Linked DNA regions of Homo sapiens: region 1 is linked to region 2. The links are chromatin loops, found by intact Hi-C in ENCODE. Cell type or tissue: body of pancreas. All regions are shown on one strand. Links, peaks and the distances in the headings refer to the core of each region. The heading gives the core; the rest is flanking DNA. Region 1 has its middle 16 kb from the start of CDK5RAP3. Region 2 overlaps SP2-DT (SP2 divergent transcript).

What was found. Peaks named below come from ENCODE experiments on the same cell type or tissue, not always from the same donor. Only the 100,000 strongest peaks of a DNase experiment are listed, where the experiment ranks them.
Region 1: a loop joins it to region 2, with 2.1 times the contacts of the local background. A loop is called at or near these places in 55 of 110 quality-filtered maps.

Annotation. Positions count from the first base shown.
Region 1 is chr17:47,981,968-47,991,531 of GRCh38, forward strand. No RefSeq gene overlaps it. Among named protein-coding and RNA genes, the nearest start is that of CDK5RAP3, 16 kb to the left of the region's middle. In body of pancreas, for the core only: no CTCF peak of the experiment used is centred there; DNase peaks (open chromatin) are centred at 5,504 and 5,764; H3K27ac peaks cover 899 bases.
Region 2 is chr17:47,886,621-47,894,620 of GRCh38, forward strand. It overlaps SP2-DT (SP2 divergent transcript), which reads right to left. Exons shown (of 3, transcript NR_135480.1): 2 at 7,280-7,338; 3 at 4,609-4,961. Among named protein-coding and RNA genes, the nearest start is that of SP2-DT, 5.2 kb to the right of the region's middle. RefSeq lists silencers at 3,412-3,581, 7,843-8,000. In body of pancreas, for the core only: a CTCF peak has its summit at 3,495 (motif pointing left); a DNase peak (open chromatin) is centred at 3,481.

The sequences.
Region 1 (9,564 bases), core at 797-8,796, 96 kb after region 2:
CAAATGGTTCAGTAAGGGGCTCTGGGATGGCTACGTGTGGGCCCCTTTCCATAACCAGGCCCAGGCCGCCCGACTCAGGCCAGAAGCCCTGGGGGAGCGGTCAAGCAGCAGCCTTGTTGGAGCCAGCAAAGCTGCATTTTCCTTTTAATCACAGCTTACCTCCAGGCAGAGGGAAAATGCGGTTTGGGGAGGAAGGGTCTGATAAACAAGGTGGAGACAGGAGCTGTCACCTTCCCTGGCTGCCTGTCCACTTCCTGCCCATAACTGCCCGCTCTGTGATCGGATAGAGCCCACCCCAGGATAGCAGCCCTCTCCCAAGCCACCTACCCATCCCCATTTCCCAGGAAGGGTAGGGGTTGGGGGTGGCTGGCAATTCGATTTTAATTTCATAGCAGAGCAGTTGATTCATGGCTCTTTGTCGCTGGCGTTGACTCCCGTAATGACTTTCCATCAAAATGAAAAGTGGAGTGACACCACTCATTATTCCTGCTGCTTGTTATCTCAGTTCTGGGGAGGGCCACCCCCTCCCCACTGCCTTTCAGCCGTCCTGGACAGTGAGTGATGGCGCCTATTAATCACCGACCCCGCGGACTCCAGCCAAAGGAGAGAGAGATAAGGCAGCATGAACTGCTCGAAGCCGTTCCTATCAATTAATGTCAACCCACCACTTCCCCCCAATCTTTGCCTGGTCACCTCTTTCTGGGGGATCAGGGGCTGAAATGAGAAGTCCGGGAATTGGAAAAATATTGGTGTTGAACATGGAGGTAAGACTCCGCAGACTAGCAGGGTATAGAGGAGGTAAGTGGACTGCACTCTGGCCTCAACACTCAGGAGGGATGCTCTTGGCTTAGGGAACTGCCTGCTGCTCTTGGTCCCTCTCCCTCTGGGAGATTGCCTTCTAGCTCCTGCCCCACCTGTTCAGCTGCTGGCTCCGTTGGCCATCTGGCCAGCCTCTTGCAGTAGCAGTCAGTTCACTGAGGCATACTACCCTTGCCCACTCTAATGTCCTTTGCCCAGTCACCAGCTGTTACGCAGACTCCATTGCTTACAGCAATGGAGCTTCAGGGAGAAACCCCGTGGACCAGGTGACCATGGCAGACCGGGTTCAGGCCTCCAAAGCTTCTGCCCCTGCGCTTGCAGATGAGCACCTGACCTGCTTTCCCAGCCCTGCCTAAGGTCAGCGAGGGGAAGCAGTGCTCACTGAGGTTTGGCTATTTTCCCAGGAAGGGAAGTGGGTTTAGATAGAGTTTTCTCAGCTGATTTTGGCCCCCTTGGTAAGCAGTGTGGTTAGGCCACTGCTCTGGATCAGAGATACTAGGTGACTGCTTAACAGGTGACATCAAGGCCCACCCTGATCCCCAGGCTGAGGCAAGTGGTTTCATGAAAGCCTTTAACTCGATAACATTGGGTTTGTTCTCCAGAACCTTTAGCCTCCCTTTCCTTTACCGCCGCCTGCTTCCTGAGTCCAGCCCTCCTGGCCATGCTGAAGGCACTGAAGGGATCCACCCGGCTGGTTCTCCCTGGCAAGAGCAGCTCTGTGTCTTTCAGGTCTGCCTCCAGCTTCCCTGAGCTTCACTGGTTGTATTTGGGTTCCTGCTTGTGTATCTCAGAATGCCCTCAGAAGTCGTTGTAGGGACAGAATGAGTTAAGATATGCAGAGCTCTTAGAACGCTGCCTGGTGCGGAGGAGGCTCTTGGTGGACATGTGTGAGCTCTTATTTTTGGTTTGGGGAACCATGATGAGGACTCTCCATCCTGGCCTAACTTGTCTTCTTGGAAAGGAGAGGTGAGGGGCTTTAGGGGAGCTTGAGACCAAGTTTCAAGCAGTCAGGTTGAAACTTCCCTCTTTCAGGGAAAGAGGGAAGCGGTGCACCAAGATTACACCCTCAGAATCCTTAGTTTGATGTGAATTATGCTGCCAAGAGCACACTATACTTTTGTGTTGACTTTTATCCCACCTCTTTCCAGAGAGGATTTAAGGCAACGCCTCTCACTACTTGGCTAAGACTCCTCACCCGGCTTCAGATAAGGAAGCAGCGAGTCACCTTTCCAAAATTCTCTGCTTGCTAAATCCAGCCATGGCTCAGCCCCACTCACTGCCTCTCTGCCCAAACATTGCCTCTCTCCCTGCGTCAGTTCTACCGTGTCCTCTCCGGTGTGGTTCTCTTTATAGACCACAAAAGTAGGATCCCTTTGCACTGCAGCCTGCAGTGGCTGACTGTGAACATGGGATAAGTGGAGTGCTAAGGCTCGTTCATCTGGGCCCCAGCGGTCCACCCCCTGTGCCCCTCTGAGGGCCTGCCAGTATCATGGGGAGTCTGGCACATCTAGAATTCCTTTCCTATTGCCAGTTCAGAGCAGGGAACAAGCTGCATCATTCAGAGTGAACATCTCCTCACCCATCTAAAGAATTAACCTGCTCTGGAGACCTGGCCGGGAGTTGAGGACAAAAGAAAGGCACATCCCCAGCCTTTGGGAGCAGAAGCCAACCTTGCTGGAGCTCCTCACATGCACCTCCCAACCACCATTAATTCCCCAGAATTAATGGTTGCGTACAGTTTCTCCCCAGAAACCCAGGTCCTGTGGCTCTTCTCTGCCTTTTCATACACTCCTACCTGTTCTGTTAATGATTTTTATTTCATCTGTTTTTAAAACTTATTATTTTTGAGACAGTTTTGCTCGTCACCCAGGCTGGAGTACACTGGCGCGATCTCGGCTCACTGCAACCTTTGCCTCCCGGGTTCAAGCGATTCTTCTGCCTCAGCCTCCCAAGTAGCTGGGATTACAGGTGCAGTAGAGCCTGGGTTTCACAGCATTGGCCAGGCTGGTCTTGAACTCCTGACCTCAGGTGATCCACCCACCTCGGCCTCCCAAAGTGCTGGTATTACAGGCATGAACCACCATGCCTGGCCTAAACTTATTTTATTTATTTATTTTTTTTTTGAGACAGAACCTCACTCTGTCACCCAGGCTGGAGTGTAGTGGCGTGATCTTAGCTCACTGCAAGCTCTGCCGCCCAGGTTCAAGCGATTCTCCTGCCTCAGCCTCCCGAGTAGCTGAGATTACAGGCACCTGCCACCACGCTCAACTAATTTTTGTATTTTTAGTAGAGACATGGTTTCGCCATTGGTCAGGCTGGTGTTGAACTCCTGACCTCATGATCCACCCGCCTCAGCCTCCCAAAGTGCTGGGATTACAGGCGTGAGCCACCGTGCCTGGCAACCTAAACTTATTTTTTAATAGAGACAGGGTCTCACTATGTTGTCCAGGCTGATCTCAAACTCCTAGCCTCAAGGGATCCTCCTGCCTCAGCCTCCCAACGTGCTGGGATTACAGGTGTGAGCCACCTCATTGGGCCTATTTAATCTAATTGCCACTTGTTTGATCTCTTTCCCAACTCCTGTACATGCACATACAAAATTTAATAAAAGTGATAGGAAGACAAACATGTAATACAGTGTGTTGGTGATTAGCACGTTCTTGAGATCTGGACTGCCTGGGTCAAACTCTGTCTCTGTTCTTACTCCCTTGGGCAAGTTGCTGGACCTCTCTGCCTCATTTCCTTCACCTGTAAAATGAAGACGAAGACCTTGGGTAGGAAGCTGTGGTGAGCATGCACACCACTTAGAACAGTGCCTGGAGGCCGGGCGCAGTGGCTCATGCCTGTAATCCCAGCACTTTGGCAGGCCAGGGCAGGCGGATCATCTGAGGTCAGGAGTTCCAGACCAGCCTGGCCAACATGGTGAAACCCCGTCTCCACTAAAAACACCAAAAATTAGCCAGCATAGTGGCAGGCACCTGTAATCCCAGCTATTCAGGAGGCTGAGACAGGAGAATCGCTTGAACCCAGGAGACGGAGGTTGCAGTGAGCCGAGATCGCGCCATTGCACTCCAGCCTAGGCAACAAAAGTGAAACTCCGTCTCAAACAAAAACAAAAACAAAAAAACAGTGCCTGGCACAGTAAGGCTCAGACTAGCTGTTGTGAGAGGGCGGTGGGGTGGAAATACCCTCAGCTGAGGTTAGAAAGTTGTGTTCTAGGCCGGGCGTGGTGGGTCACGCCTGTAATCCCAGCACTTTGGGAGGCTGAGGCAGGTGGATCATGAGGTCAGTAGTTCGAGACCAGCCTGGCCAGTACAGTGACACTCCGTCTCTACTAAAAATACAAAAATTACCTGAGCGTGGCGACATGCACCTGTAGTCCCAGCTACTCGGCAGGAGAATCGCTTGAACCCAGAGGCGGAGGTTGCAGTGAGCCAAGATCTCGTCACTGCACTCCAGCCTGGGTGACAGAGCAAGACTTTGTCTCAAAAGAAAAAAGAAAGTCGTGTTCTGGTGCCCCATATTCCAACATGTCCCAAATCAAAGCCATTGTCCACACCCACACTGCATCTCTCTTTATTTCCTGACAGTTTCATCAGTGGTGTCCTGGGCTCTGCTGGCTGCTCTTTCTAATCCACCCTGGGCCTTTTCACCCTAGTCATTTCCCTGCTTAGAAACTCTGAGGCTCTGTAGTGCCCCAAATTCCTAGAGTAGCAGCCGCCAAGCCCTGCATAATTGGAACCCCACCAGCCTTTTCAGCCTGGGCTACCCACCCAAGACATCAAATCCACATGTGTCCTCGAGGCCCCATCCTTTACTCGGCTCCCTCCAAACCATCTTGACCCCCGATTCAGATGAGGCCCAAATGCATCTCTGTGGACATCTCCAGTTGTCCCTGCAGAATTAGTCACTCCATCCCTCAGCAGCATCCTGCAGCCCCATGCAGATATCCTTAGGAGGGGGGAGCTCTTATTTATTGTGTTATATGCCTTCCTGAAGTGCCTGCCCACTGAGCTGCTTGCGGGCAGGAATGGTGTCTTGACCACATTTATGTCTCTCTTGGAGTATCAAACGTTAGCTTCTCTGAACTTTAATTGTCTTAATGCTCTCTAAAATGACTTTGACCTCTGACATATTATGATCATGTGGCTTACAAGTTAACACAAAGGAAGAGTCTCACGAAGCACAAGAAGTTTGGGAAGAAAATTGGGGTTAAGTCAGCTTTTTAAATGGACTGATGGCCAGGTGGGGTGGCTTACGCCTGTAATCCCAGCACTTTGGAGGCCGAGGCGGGAGGATCACTTGAGCCCAGGAGTTCGAGACCAGCCTGGGCAGAGTGCCTGCCTACCCCGAGGATCATTTCTGGGCCTCATCTCTCCTCTTTCACTGTTTGGTTGAGGACATTTCTGGAGAGGAAAGTAGAGGGCTATTGTCCCATCCTTTTGGAGATATCATTGCTTCATAGAGTTAGGTTTGCTATCAAAGCTGGGGCCTCCTCCCTGTCTGAATACCACCATCTGCTGGGCTTTGAGCAAGCCGTTCTGCCCTCTGAGCAATCGGGCCCGAGGAGCTGCGTCCAGGGTAGCTGTCCCGCCTGGCAGAGCCTGAGCCCAGCAGGAGGGCATCAAGGCTGCTGCAGGCGTGTAGAGCCCGGGGGCACCAGCTGACCCGGATCTGCCTGTGTCCTCCAGATGCCCTTCCTCCCTGGTGACTGCCAGGGCCTCTCTGAGTAAATTGGCCCTGAGTAAACTCTTACTTAGCCAGCCCGCCACCCTCCTCTCATTCCCCAGGCTTCAAAGAAAACCAGTTTGAATATTTAAACTTCTCCTGTGTATCTAATAAAAAGTTCTGCACTACTTAACGCCCCAGCTATCCATTACTGTCGGGAGCTGCTCTCTCCCTCCCAGCATTCCCCTCCCTCCCTCTCGCCCAAACCACGAGCATGGCAAAGCCATTTGTCAAACCGCTCCCGCCACTGGCTGCGCTTGGCTGTGTCTGAAAGGACAAGCCGCCCCACAGGGGAAGGTGGGAATGAATAAAGGGGCTATGCAAATTGCTGCTTAATCTGCAGAGAAACACCCAGGCTTTGGGGAGACGCTCATTACTTCTTTTAACTGTGATTAACGGGCAAATTAAACCCAAGCCCTTAACTCTCTCCTGGCAGAGGACTTGAACGCAGAGCCCTGGGCCAGTGAGGTTGGAGGGAGGTAGTTGCATCTGTACCTGGGGACCAGGACCGAGGAGCATCCGCACTGCCCCTTAACCCTGGTAGAAGGGAGGGGAACCCCAAATGCCTGAGGGCAGACCCAGCACAACTAATCTTAAAGCACAGGGAAGGAAGAACTTAGTTCTTTCAGAAGACAGTTCTGTCTGTCATTCAAGAAAAAGCAAAGTCAGGTTGGGCATGGTGGCTCATTCCTGTAATCCCAGCACTTTGGGAAGCTGAGGCAGGTGGACTGCTTGAGCCCAGGAGTTCGAGACCAACCTGGACAACATAGCAAAACCCCGTCTCTACAAGAGATACAAAAAATTAGCCGGATTTGGTGGCCTGCACCTGTAGTCCCAGCTACTGTGGAGGCTGAGGTGGGAGGGTCACCTGAGTCCAGGAGGCAGAGGCTGCAGCGAGCCAAGATCACACCACTGCACTCCAGCCTGGGCGACAGAGACCCTGAATCAAAAAAAAAAAAAAAAAAAAAGTAACATGGAGGACAGGCACAGTGGCTCACACCTGTAATCCCAGCACATTGGGAGGCCAAGGCGGGTGGATCACTTGAGGTCAGGAGTTTGAGGCCAGCCTGGCCAACATGCTGAAACCCCATCTCCACTAAAAATACAAAAAAAAAAAAAAGCAAAGTCACTGGTCCCTTGAATTTGCTTCCATCCTTCCCCTCCCCCCACACACACATACACACACACACAAAAACCCTGGGAGAATTTCTTAGACCTCAAGTGCCAAAACATGTCAAGGGTGTGGCTAAAGTGGCTTTAGCCACAAACTGAGTTGCTGGTCAGACCAGCCCCAAGTCTGGTGCTGGAAAAGTGTGTTTAAGGAGCCTCCAGATGTTCAACTCCAAAAATGACCTTGAGATGTATTAACCAGGGAGGTGAGGAAGCAGGAGGTGGGGGAGCTGAGTGTGCTTCTGGAAGGGGAGACACTGGGAATGGCCCTGCGCTGGCCATACGGGTTACAAGCACACACCCTACAAGGGGTCAAAGAGCCAAGGCAGCTCTCTTCATTCCTTATCCATCTGTGGGTTTTGGTTTTGGTTTTGAGGTAAGACATACATAGAATAAAATGTATCATTTTAACCTTTTTTGAGCGTACAGTTCAGTGACATTCACATTGCTGTACCACCATCATCACTATCCATTCTGTTTTTGCAGAATATTGAGCCATCCTAGGAGACCTGTAATCACCTCTAACAAACAGCAACAATGGAGGCAGGGCCCTGTAGCTAGAAGAGTTCTGTGTGAAATCCAGAAAATTGGAGAACGCCCACAGGAGCCCCGGGAGATTGAAATAGAGGCCTGCCGTTCAGGAGGCAGGTTTGGGAGGAAATCCTGCAGAGATTCCCCATTAAACACAGATTTCCCCTAAGCTTGAGCGATTAGGAGGTGAAAGATGACATACAATGGTGACAGACTGTCTGTCAACCTGATAGGGCCGAGGAGAGACACGGCCCCGTATTTTATTTTGTCGTGGAGTCGATCAGTAGGTCTGTCATAGAAACTAGCCCTGACAGCTCGCTCAACAACTCTGCTCTCTTTTCTTAACTCTTGAAGCCCAGCTCCACCATCTATTAAAACATCCTGGGCTGTCAGGGATATTAAAAGGCTCTGTCACTCTTTCTTAAAACAGTCATAAATACAATCTGGACACCAGCATTTGGGCAGGAGCCCCAGCATTGAGTGGGAAGAGGCAACAGCAGGTATGCCTGCCTTTCTTGACAGCCTGGGCTTTGGCATTGTTCAAATAGGGACCATGGACTTACCTCCTTTTTCTCTCTGTAGATGGAGGAATCATGGCCTTCTCTGATATCATGGATGCCTGGTATTTTGAAACAACTGTTCTTGACCACAGGATGTAGTCTTTGGTAAATGCAACCACAACTCTCAGCTTATCTCTGGCTCCTCATGCACCTAAACCACACCTGTTCCGAATGCCTACCTAAGGGAGTCTGGTTCCCAGGCCACCCCAGCTGGTAGGAGGGGGAGGAGGAACAAAAAGGTAATCAGAGTCTGAATTTTCCTCCACAATGGAGTTTGCCTCTTTCCCACTTCCATTCTTCTTGCTCCATGCAGCCTTGTAACTGACCCACCTTGCTAAAAAAGGTCTTTTGGGTGCCAGAAACTGACATGACACTTTGCAGGTGGGCTCCCAAGAGTGCAGGCTGGAACTTATGACCTTGCCAATTGGAGGAGCCCAGTCATCATCTCTAAATCTTTTATTTATTTATTTATTTAGACAGTCTTGCTCTGTCGCCCAGGCTGGAGTTCAGTGGCGCGATCTCGGCTCACTGCAACCTCCACCTCCCAGGTTCAAGCAATTCTCCTGCCTCAGCCTCCCAAGTAGCTAGGATTACATGCGTGTGCCACCATGCCTGGCCAATTTTTGTGTTTTTAGTAGAGACGGGGTTTTGCCATGTTGGCCAAGCTGGTCTTGAACTCCTGACCTCAGGTGATCCACCCGCCTCGGCCTCCCAAAGTGCTGGGATTACAGGCGTGAGCCACCGAGCCTGGCCCCATCAACTTCTGTGTTGACATCAGGGCAGTGCAGCACCAGGGAGCCTGGCATCTTAAGATGTCCTGTCTTTTGCCCACCAGTGTCCAGTGTCCAGAATCACTTTTCACCCCAGGACTTTCACTTAGCTTTGGATATTTTAAAACTACAGACTATGTGTTTTTCCCAACTGAGTTATCTTCTCAGCAGCTTTCTTCAAGTATTTTATGCCAAGAAGGGTCAGGCTTTTATGTTTTCTTTCCATGACATTAAATCCCTACTTTATTCCACTGTGTGGCCTCAGAGGGCAGAACTAGAGCCCACCTGTGGAGGTAACAGGGAGATGGATTTCCACCTGATATAAGGAAGCCCTTTCTGACAACCAAAAATGCCCTGCAAGGGCACAGGTGGGAAAGTCACATCACTGAAGACCTTAGGCTGACATTGGATCAATATCTGGTGGGGACACTGCTGAGAGTGGGAGGTTGGGTCAGATGACTCTGAGTCAATGATTTGGGTACTTGGTATGTCCAGAGGCTGGACGAGGCCTAGCAGCTGTTCACCAGCTGCCTTCCATGTGGCCATCTTGCAATTTAATCCCAGATGGTGGGACCCCTCACCGTCAAAGGTCACAGGGCCAGCTGCAGGGTAGTGGGCAAACCCTTCTTTGCCCCGGTAGCCCCCAGGCAGTGTCTGTGACCCAGCAGGCAGGATGTGGAAAGGAAAGAATGAGAGATGAAGCTGAGAGATCCCACCAGCGCCTCTGGTTGAGAAAGGCAGGCGGGAGCTCTGCCGGCTTCCCCTCCCCCTTTCACTTCACCCCCTCCCTGCTCCTTCCCTGTTTCCACCTGCCTTTCACTCTCTCTCCCTCTTTTGCTCTCTTCATCCCTCCCAGAGACCTCCCCCAATCTCCATGGCAATAAAAGGGGAGGTGGGGTGGGCTGTGCCCTGTATTTTTAGTTGCACCATAATAGCCCCTTTCTCTGGAGACACAGGGGCTGCCTGTGGAACGAATCTCCCCCTGC
Region 2 (8,000 bases), core at 1-8,000:
GCACTCACCACTATGCCCAGTTAATTTTTGTAATTTTAGTACAGATGGGGTTTCACCATGTTAGCCAGGCTGGTCTCGAATTCCTGACCTTAGGTGAGCCGCCATTCTCAGCCTCCCAAAGTGCTGGGATTACAAGCGTGAGCCACCACTCCTGGCCTGTTTTTAAATTTTATTATTATTTTTGAGACAGGGTCTCATTCTGTCACCCAGGCTGGAGTGCAGTGAAGCCATCAGTGCTTGCTGTGACCTCGACCCCCTGAGCTCAAGTGATCCTCCCACCTCAGCCTCCCAAGTAGCTGGAACGACAGACTCATGCCACCACACCCAGCTAAATTTTTTTTTTTCCAGGAGTCTCACTGCTCTGTCACCCAGGCTAGAGTGCAGTGGTGTGATCTCGGCTCACTGCAACCTTCGCCTCCCAGGTTCAAGCAATTATCCTGCCTCAGCCTCCTGAGTAGCTGGGATTACAGGCACATGACACCACACCTGGCAAACTTTTGTATTTTTAGTAAAGACAGGGTTTCATCATGTTGGTCAGGCTGGTCTCGAACTCCTGACTTCGTGATCCACCTGCCTTGGCCTCCCAAAGTGCTGGGATTGCAGTTGTGAGCCATCGCGCCCGACCCACCCAGCTAATTTTTACTTTTTTTTTTTTTTGTAGAAATGGGGCATCTGGCTACGTTGCCTAGGCTGCATAACCTTATATAACAAGGAAGTTCTTAGATTAGGTAACTTTACTCCCTCCTGCTTCAAACAGAGCATATTCCCACTTTACATGCCCGAGTTCAGATTAGCAAAAAGCACCTTTGGCGGAGCGAGGTGGCTCACACCTGTAATCCCAGCACTTTGGGAGGCCGAGGTAGGTGGATCACCTGAAGTCAGGAGTTTGAGACCAGCCTAGCCAACATGGTGAAACCCCATCTCTACTAAAAATACAAAAATTAGCTGGGCGTGGTGGCGGACGCTTGTAATCCCAGCTACTCAGGAGGCTGAGACAGAAGAATCGCTTGAACCCGGGAGGCAGAGGTTGCCGTGAGCCGAGATCGTGCCACTGTACTCCAGCCTGGATGATAAAAGCAAAACTCCATCTCAAAAAAAAAAAAGAAAAAAATGAAAAAAGCACCTTCTTGGGGCTGGGCGCAGGGGCTCACGCCTGTAATCCCAGCACTTTGGAAGGCCGAGGCCGGCAGATCACCTGAGGTCGCGAGTTCGAGACCAGCCTGACCAATACGGAGAAACTCCGTCTCTACTAAAAATACCAAAAATTAGTCTGGCATGGTGGCGCATGACTGTAATCCCAGCTACTCAGGAGGCTGAGGTAGGATAATTGCTTGAACCTGGGAGGCAGAGGTTGCAGTGAGCCAAGATGGTGCCACTGCACTCCAGCCTGGGTGACAGAGCAAGACTCCATCTCAAAAAGAAAAAAAAAAAGAAAAAGAAAACATTTTTCTTTATTTATGGTAGAGATTTAGTAGCATTTTTAGTAGAGGCGGGGTTTTATCATGTTGTCCAGGCTGGTCTCAAACTCCTGACCTCAGGTGATCCGCCCACCTTGGCCTCCCAAAGTGCTGGGATTACAGGTATGAGCCACTGGGCCCAGCCATTTGTTTTCTTTGAGACAGGATCTTGCTCTCTCTCCCAGGCTGGAGTGCAGTGGTTCGATCTCAGCTCACTGCAACTTCTGCCCCCCAGGCTCAAGTGATCTTCCCACCTTAGCCTCCTGAGTAACTGGGAACACAGGCATGCACCACCATGCCCAGCTAATTTTTTTTTGTATTTTTAGTAGAGACAGTGTCTCACCATATTGCCCAGGCTGGTCTCAAACTCCTGAGCTCGAGCCATCCGCCCGCCTCAGCCTCCCAAAGTGCTGGTGGGACTGCAGGCATGAGTCACCACGCCCAGCATAAGTGCATGTGGATGTAGACAAAAGGAACGAGAGAGGGCTGCTCCACAAATTCTGCTGTCACTAATGGACTGGACGACCTCAGCCAACTCCATCACATTCTCAGAGCCTAGGTTTCCCCAGCCATAAAATATGGGGTTAATTGTCCCTTCTAGGGAATCTAGGGGGGTTAATTGGGCAATGGCTCTGAAGTGTCTAGGAGAAGGAGATCTATAAATATAAGGGATCATTAGCGGGCATTTCACAGCCATTTTGTGGGCCCCAGTGTTATTATTAATATGATTATTGTTATTGTTATCGCCCCCATGGCCCACTTCCCGAGTCTCTCCCAGCCAGGTCAGTGCTTTCAGGTGACAAGTGCTGCTCCTGAGCCCAGCCCTGGTCCTTCTGAACCCACACCCTCCACACTCAGGGTCTCTGGGGAACCCTCAGGAGACTAGCAATGGGACTGAGATGTGGTTTTGACATAAGTGAGGGCCTAGGAGGGAGACGGGCAGAGGGAGAGAGGGCAGTGCCTCGCCAGGGACATTCTCAGCCTCCCTTTGTCCCTGGGGACAATTCTAGTCTGCAGTGGGCAGCTGGGACTTACGAGAAGCAGACTGGGCACCACATGGAGCTGTGGTCAATGGGGTCGGGAAAGGTGGGGAGCAGGGGAGTGCAGGGGAGGGGCAGAGGCAGAGAGAAGATGCTGCTACCCGGGGAGGTAAGAGGAGCTGGTTGGTAGGAAACCAATTCCTTGAAGAGGCAAATGTGTGTGTTTGTTTGTTTTTGTTTTCAGACAGGGAGACAGGGTTTTGCTTTGTCACCCAGGGCAGAGTGCAGTGTCGCAAACACAGCTCACTACAGCCTCAAATTCCTAGGCTCAAGGGATCCTCCTGCCTCAGCCTCCCAAGTAGCTGGGACTACAGTTGAGAGCCACCAAGCCTGGCTAATTTTTAAATTTTTTTGTAGAGATGGGGGTCTCCTTAAGTTGTCCAGGCTAGTCTCTAACTCCTGGGCTCAAGAAGCAATCCTCCTGCCCTAGGCCTCCCCAAGTACTGGGATTACAGGCATGAGCCACCATGCCCGGCCCAAATGGCTTTTTTTTTGTTGTTTTGTCTTTTTTTTTTTTTTTTTTGAGATGAAGTCCCACTCTGTCGCCCAGGCTGGAGTGCAGTGGCAAGATCTTGGCTCACTGCAACCTCCGCCTCCCAGATTCAAGCGATTCTCCTACCTCAGCCTCCCAAGTAGCTGGGACTACAGGCATGCACCACCACGACTGGCTAATTTTTGTATTTTTAGCAGAGATGGGGTATCGCCATGTTGGCCAGGCCGGTCTTGAATTCCTGACCTCAGGTGATCCACCCACCTTGGCCTCTCAAATTGCTGGGATTACAGGGGTAAGCCACTGCACCCGGGCCCAAATGGCTCTTTTTAAGGAGTCTCTTTGTAGAGGCTGGAACCCACTCTCAGTCTCCGAATGAAGCAGGCCCCATTCCTGGGGAATAGCAGGCACTCAATAGCTGCTTGTTAAACTGCATCTCCCTGTCCGCCCTGTGTTACTGTAAGGTGAACGCTGGGCAGCTGCTTTGGAAATGCCTTGGGCGCCCCCTGGTGGTGACACACAAAGGCTGAGGAGGCACCCCTGCCTTCCACCTTAAAGGGCTCCTTTTACCTGGGGCCCTGCCCTTTCTTCCTGAGGCTCCACAGATCCCACCCCAGGGAGACTGGGGGTAGAAAGAAGGAGCAAAGAAGGAAGAACCCTGTGGGGAAGGATGAGTGGAATGTCCTTGCTGGAAGATTCCATGGCAGTTGGTGGGGAGCCATCGGCCTGGACAGGGGAACCAGGGGCAGAGGAAGTTGACGAGTTAGGGCAGGGGTCAGGAGTGGCATCCCCGGCAGTGAAGACAGAGATGTGTCTGTATGTGTGCACCAGGGGTGTGGTGTAACAGGGAGATACATCTTATAGCCTCTGTCAATGTTTCATGTTCACAGAAGACTGAGGAAACCTAGATCCCTGAAATCATTGATGGACCCTAGGAGGAAAAAAAAAATTACCCAAATTCATCCAAGCTAGGTGTTTGTCCCATCAGATATTTTTGTGGGTCTGCATATGAGAGAGTCCGGGTTAGAAGTCTGCAACTCTGGGCCGGGAGAAGTCGCTCACGCCTCTAATCCCAGCACTTTGGGAGGTCGAGGCGGGTGGATCACCTGAGGTCAGGAGTTCGAGACAAGCCTGGCGAAAATGGTGAAACCCTGCCTCTACTAAAAATACAAAAATTAGCTGGGCTTGGTGATGCGCACCTGTAAACCCAGCTACTCAGGAGGCTGAGGCAAGAGAATTGGTTGAACCTGGGAGGCGGAGGTTGCAGTGAGCCGAGATCGCATCATTGTACTCCAGCCTGGGCGACAGAGCAAGACACTACCTCAAAAAAAAAAAAAAAAAAGAAGAAGTCTGCAATTTTGATTTCCCCATAAGTAGAAAGGGAAGAGATGAGAAAATAGAAAATCATAGGAGGGGAAAAGGGGAGAAGCAGAGGTTACTGGGAAATCCTTAAGGCAAAACAAGCAGTCTTTAGAAGGCTGGGTCGGCTGTAACTCTTCAAAGGTAAACACCAACAATAAAGCTTGGGTTGTAGCTATGAGTGAGGACCAACAGAGAGTCAAGGGGGCTGGCCTGATATTCTTCTAGTTTCTGGACCAACAGCACCAGTTATGCCACGTGGTTTCATAGGAGGCTCCAGGAGGGATCTGAAGCTTTTTTTTTTTTTAATTATACTTTAAGTTCTAGGGTACACGTGCACAACATGCAGATTTGTTACATAGGTATACATGTGCCATGTTGGTTTGCTGCACCCATCAACTTGTCATTTACATTAGGTATTTCCCCTAATGCTATCCCTCCCCCAGCCCTCCACCCCCCCGACAGACAGCCCTGGTATGTGATGTTCCCTGCCCAGATCTGAGCTTCTTGAGAGCAGAGGCTGTAGTTCCACATCCTTCCCTCCAGGACCCTCCCTCAGCATCCTGGGGGAGAGATGTTCACTGTCTGGTACTGACGGATTAGATGAGGACAACCCTGTGCAAAAAAGGACAAAGAGAATGTCAGGAAGCAGGAAAAGCACAGGAAAGTGAAGAAAGAAGGGGATTCAGAGGTAGACATGGAAGGAGAAGTAAAGTGGAAGTGGAAGAAGCTGGGCCTGAAAGAGAAGGGGTAAGTCCCTGAGAAGTGTTAAAAGGATATAGTCATTCGGTCAGTCAGTAAACATTTACTGTGCACCTACTATAATCAAGCAGTGTGCTGGGAATGGAAGGTGCCATGGTAGACAAGACAAGCATGGGGTTTTTAGTGGTGGAGAATGTGTAGCTTTGCAAGTTAGAAATGGAGAGAAAGTGACAATGTAGAGTAGAAAGAAACTGAAAGCAGTTGGAGACAAAAGGGAAATATCACTGAGAGAACCTGCCTCCAGACACACCAGGGAGGAGATGTCGCCCCTGGTTAAGGTTGACAGACACAGCCAGAACCACCCACTGGCCCTGGCTCTGCGAAGATGGCAGCAGGTAGGGTAGGAAGAGGAGAAATTCAGAAAGGCGAGGGACAGGAGTGGGTGGGGGTGGAGGGCACAGACTTTTCCTTGTTTTTACTTGGGCACCCCCAGTGGGAAGGTATCTTTGGGCTAAGGAGTCCTTCTCCACATTTGGCTGCCCATTGGAATCACCTGAGGAACTCCTTAATGCTGATGCCCCCCAGAGATTCTAATTTCCTAGGATGGGACCCAGACTTCAGAATTTACTAAAAGCTCTTTTAGTGAGTCTCACGTGTGGCCATGGCCGGGTGCAGTGGCTCACGCCTGTAACCCTAGCACTTTGGGAGGCTGAGGTGGGAGGATCGCTAGAGCTCAGGAGTTTGAGACTAGCCTGGGCAACATAGGGAGACCCCAGCTCTACAAAAAATTTAAAAATTAGGTGGGCATGGTGGCGCGCACCTGTAGTCCCAGCTACTTGAGAGGCTGAGGCGGGAGGATCACTTGGGCCCAGGAGGTTGAGGCTGCAGAGACCCTGTCTCAAAAATAATAATAAAAATAAAGGCGGGGCACAGTGGCTCACACCTGTAATCCCAGCACTTCGGGAGGCCGAGGCGGGCAGATCGTGAGGTCAGGAGTTTGAGACCAGCCAGACCAACACAGTGAAACCCCGTCTCTACTAAAAATACAAAAAATAGCCGGGCGTAGTGGCGCGCGTCTGTAATCCCAGCTACTCAGGAAACTGAGGCAGGAGAATCGCTTGAACCCGGGAGGAAGAGGTTGCAGTGAGCTGAGATAGTGCCCCTGTACTCCAGCCTGGGCGACGGAGCAAGTCTCCGTCTCTAAATAAATAAATAAATAAAGTGTGGCCGGGAGAGCACAAGCATTTCCAAGCCGCTGCCTGACCTTCTCCGTCTCTGTTGAAGACAGGGGCCATCTTGAAAGAAAAAATCTCTGAGGAGTTGTGTGGTCACTGGGGGAGCGGGGGTGTTTGTGAAGGAAGCTCTAAGACTCCAATGGGCCTGACAAAAGTATAACGGGGTCTTCTTCTTAGAAAGTGTCCCCTTCCTCCGGGTGCAGTGGCTCACACCTGCAATCCCAGCACTTTAGGAGACTGAGGTGGGTGGATCACTTGAGGTCAGGAGTTTCAGACCAGCCTGGCCAACATGGTGAAACCCTGTCTCTACTAAAAATACAAAAATTAGCCGGGAGTGGTGGTGCGTGTCTGTAATCCCAGCTACTCAGGAGGCTGAGGCATGAGAATCGCTTGAACCTGGGAGGCGGAGGTTGCAGTGAGCCGAGATCACGCCACAGCACTGCAGCCTGGGTGACAGAGCAAGACTCCATCTCGGGGAAAAAAAAAAAAAAGAAAGAAAGAAACAAAAAAAAACAACAAAAAAAAACAAAGGGTTCCCTTCTTTGGCTGTGTCTCTAGTAAGAAGAGTCAGACAGCCTAGAAACAAACAAAACAAGGATAAGGTGACCTTTAAAAGGGCAAAACCAATCAAATAATTCAAAACTACTGCAGAATTCTTCCAAGTATTCACACCCTGTCCTCCGCCCCGTGTGCGCACACTTTTTTTTTTTCACCTCTGCGGTCTTCATGATGGGGCCTCCAGGATAGGAGAAGCATAGCTACCCCGTTTTTCTCCCAGAAGAGGTTTGACAGTGGCCCAGCAGGATATTCAACCCCACCTACCTCCCCCCAAAACCCCTGCACCCTAATACAGGTGAGTCATGGAACCCGGGTGGAGTCCTTGGTTTGACAGTGAAGCAATCTAAACTTGAAAAATGGCCTGGGAACAGAATGTATGGACTATACAAACAAGTCATGCAGGTGTCATTGTATGCAAATATTCATTCTTTAACTCACCTTACATTTCCTGCTGATCCTCCTCTGTGCTGGCCTCAATCCTTCTACCACAGCTCAGTCTAGCAGGAGAGTAAGAAGTGAGAATAAAAGTGTGGAAATAGTGTGTGAGAGAGAAGCTCTTTTGCATGTGCCAGGGCAGCACAGAGGAGGAAGAAGCTATGGCTGGGCAGGAGTGAGGTATGCAGACTTTGAGCAGGGTCTTGAAGGATGCATAGGAGTTTATTTATTTTTCTGAGAGACAGGGTCTCGCTCTGTCACCCAGGCTGGAGTGCAGTGGTGTGATCATAGCTCATTTTAAGTTCAAACTCCCAGGCTCAAGTGATCCACCCACCTCAGCTTCCCAGGTAGCTAGAACTAAAAGTGCGCACCACCACATGCAGCTAATTTTTTTTGTAGAGATGGGGTTTTGCCATGTTGCCCAAGCTGGGTCTCGAAATCCTGGGCTCAAGTGATCCGCCTGCCTCTGGCTTCCCAAAGCACTAGGAATACAGGTGTGAGCCAACACATCCGGCCATGGATGCATAGGGGTTTACCAGAAGGGAAGGGTCACATAGGAAGTCAACTAGTGGAAAAAAGCGTAAGTGTTTAGGAACCTGGAATCTTTCCTGGAGGGAAAAGGGTAGGATTTGTAGGAAGGGAACGGGGGTAGAGGGAGGAGATAAAGCATGAAAGATACACCAGTAAGAGTGTGTCCTCTGGTGGATGCTGAGGTTAAGAAGAA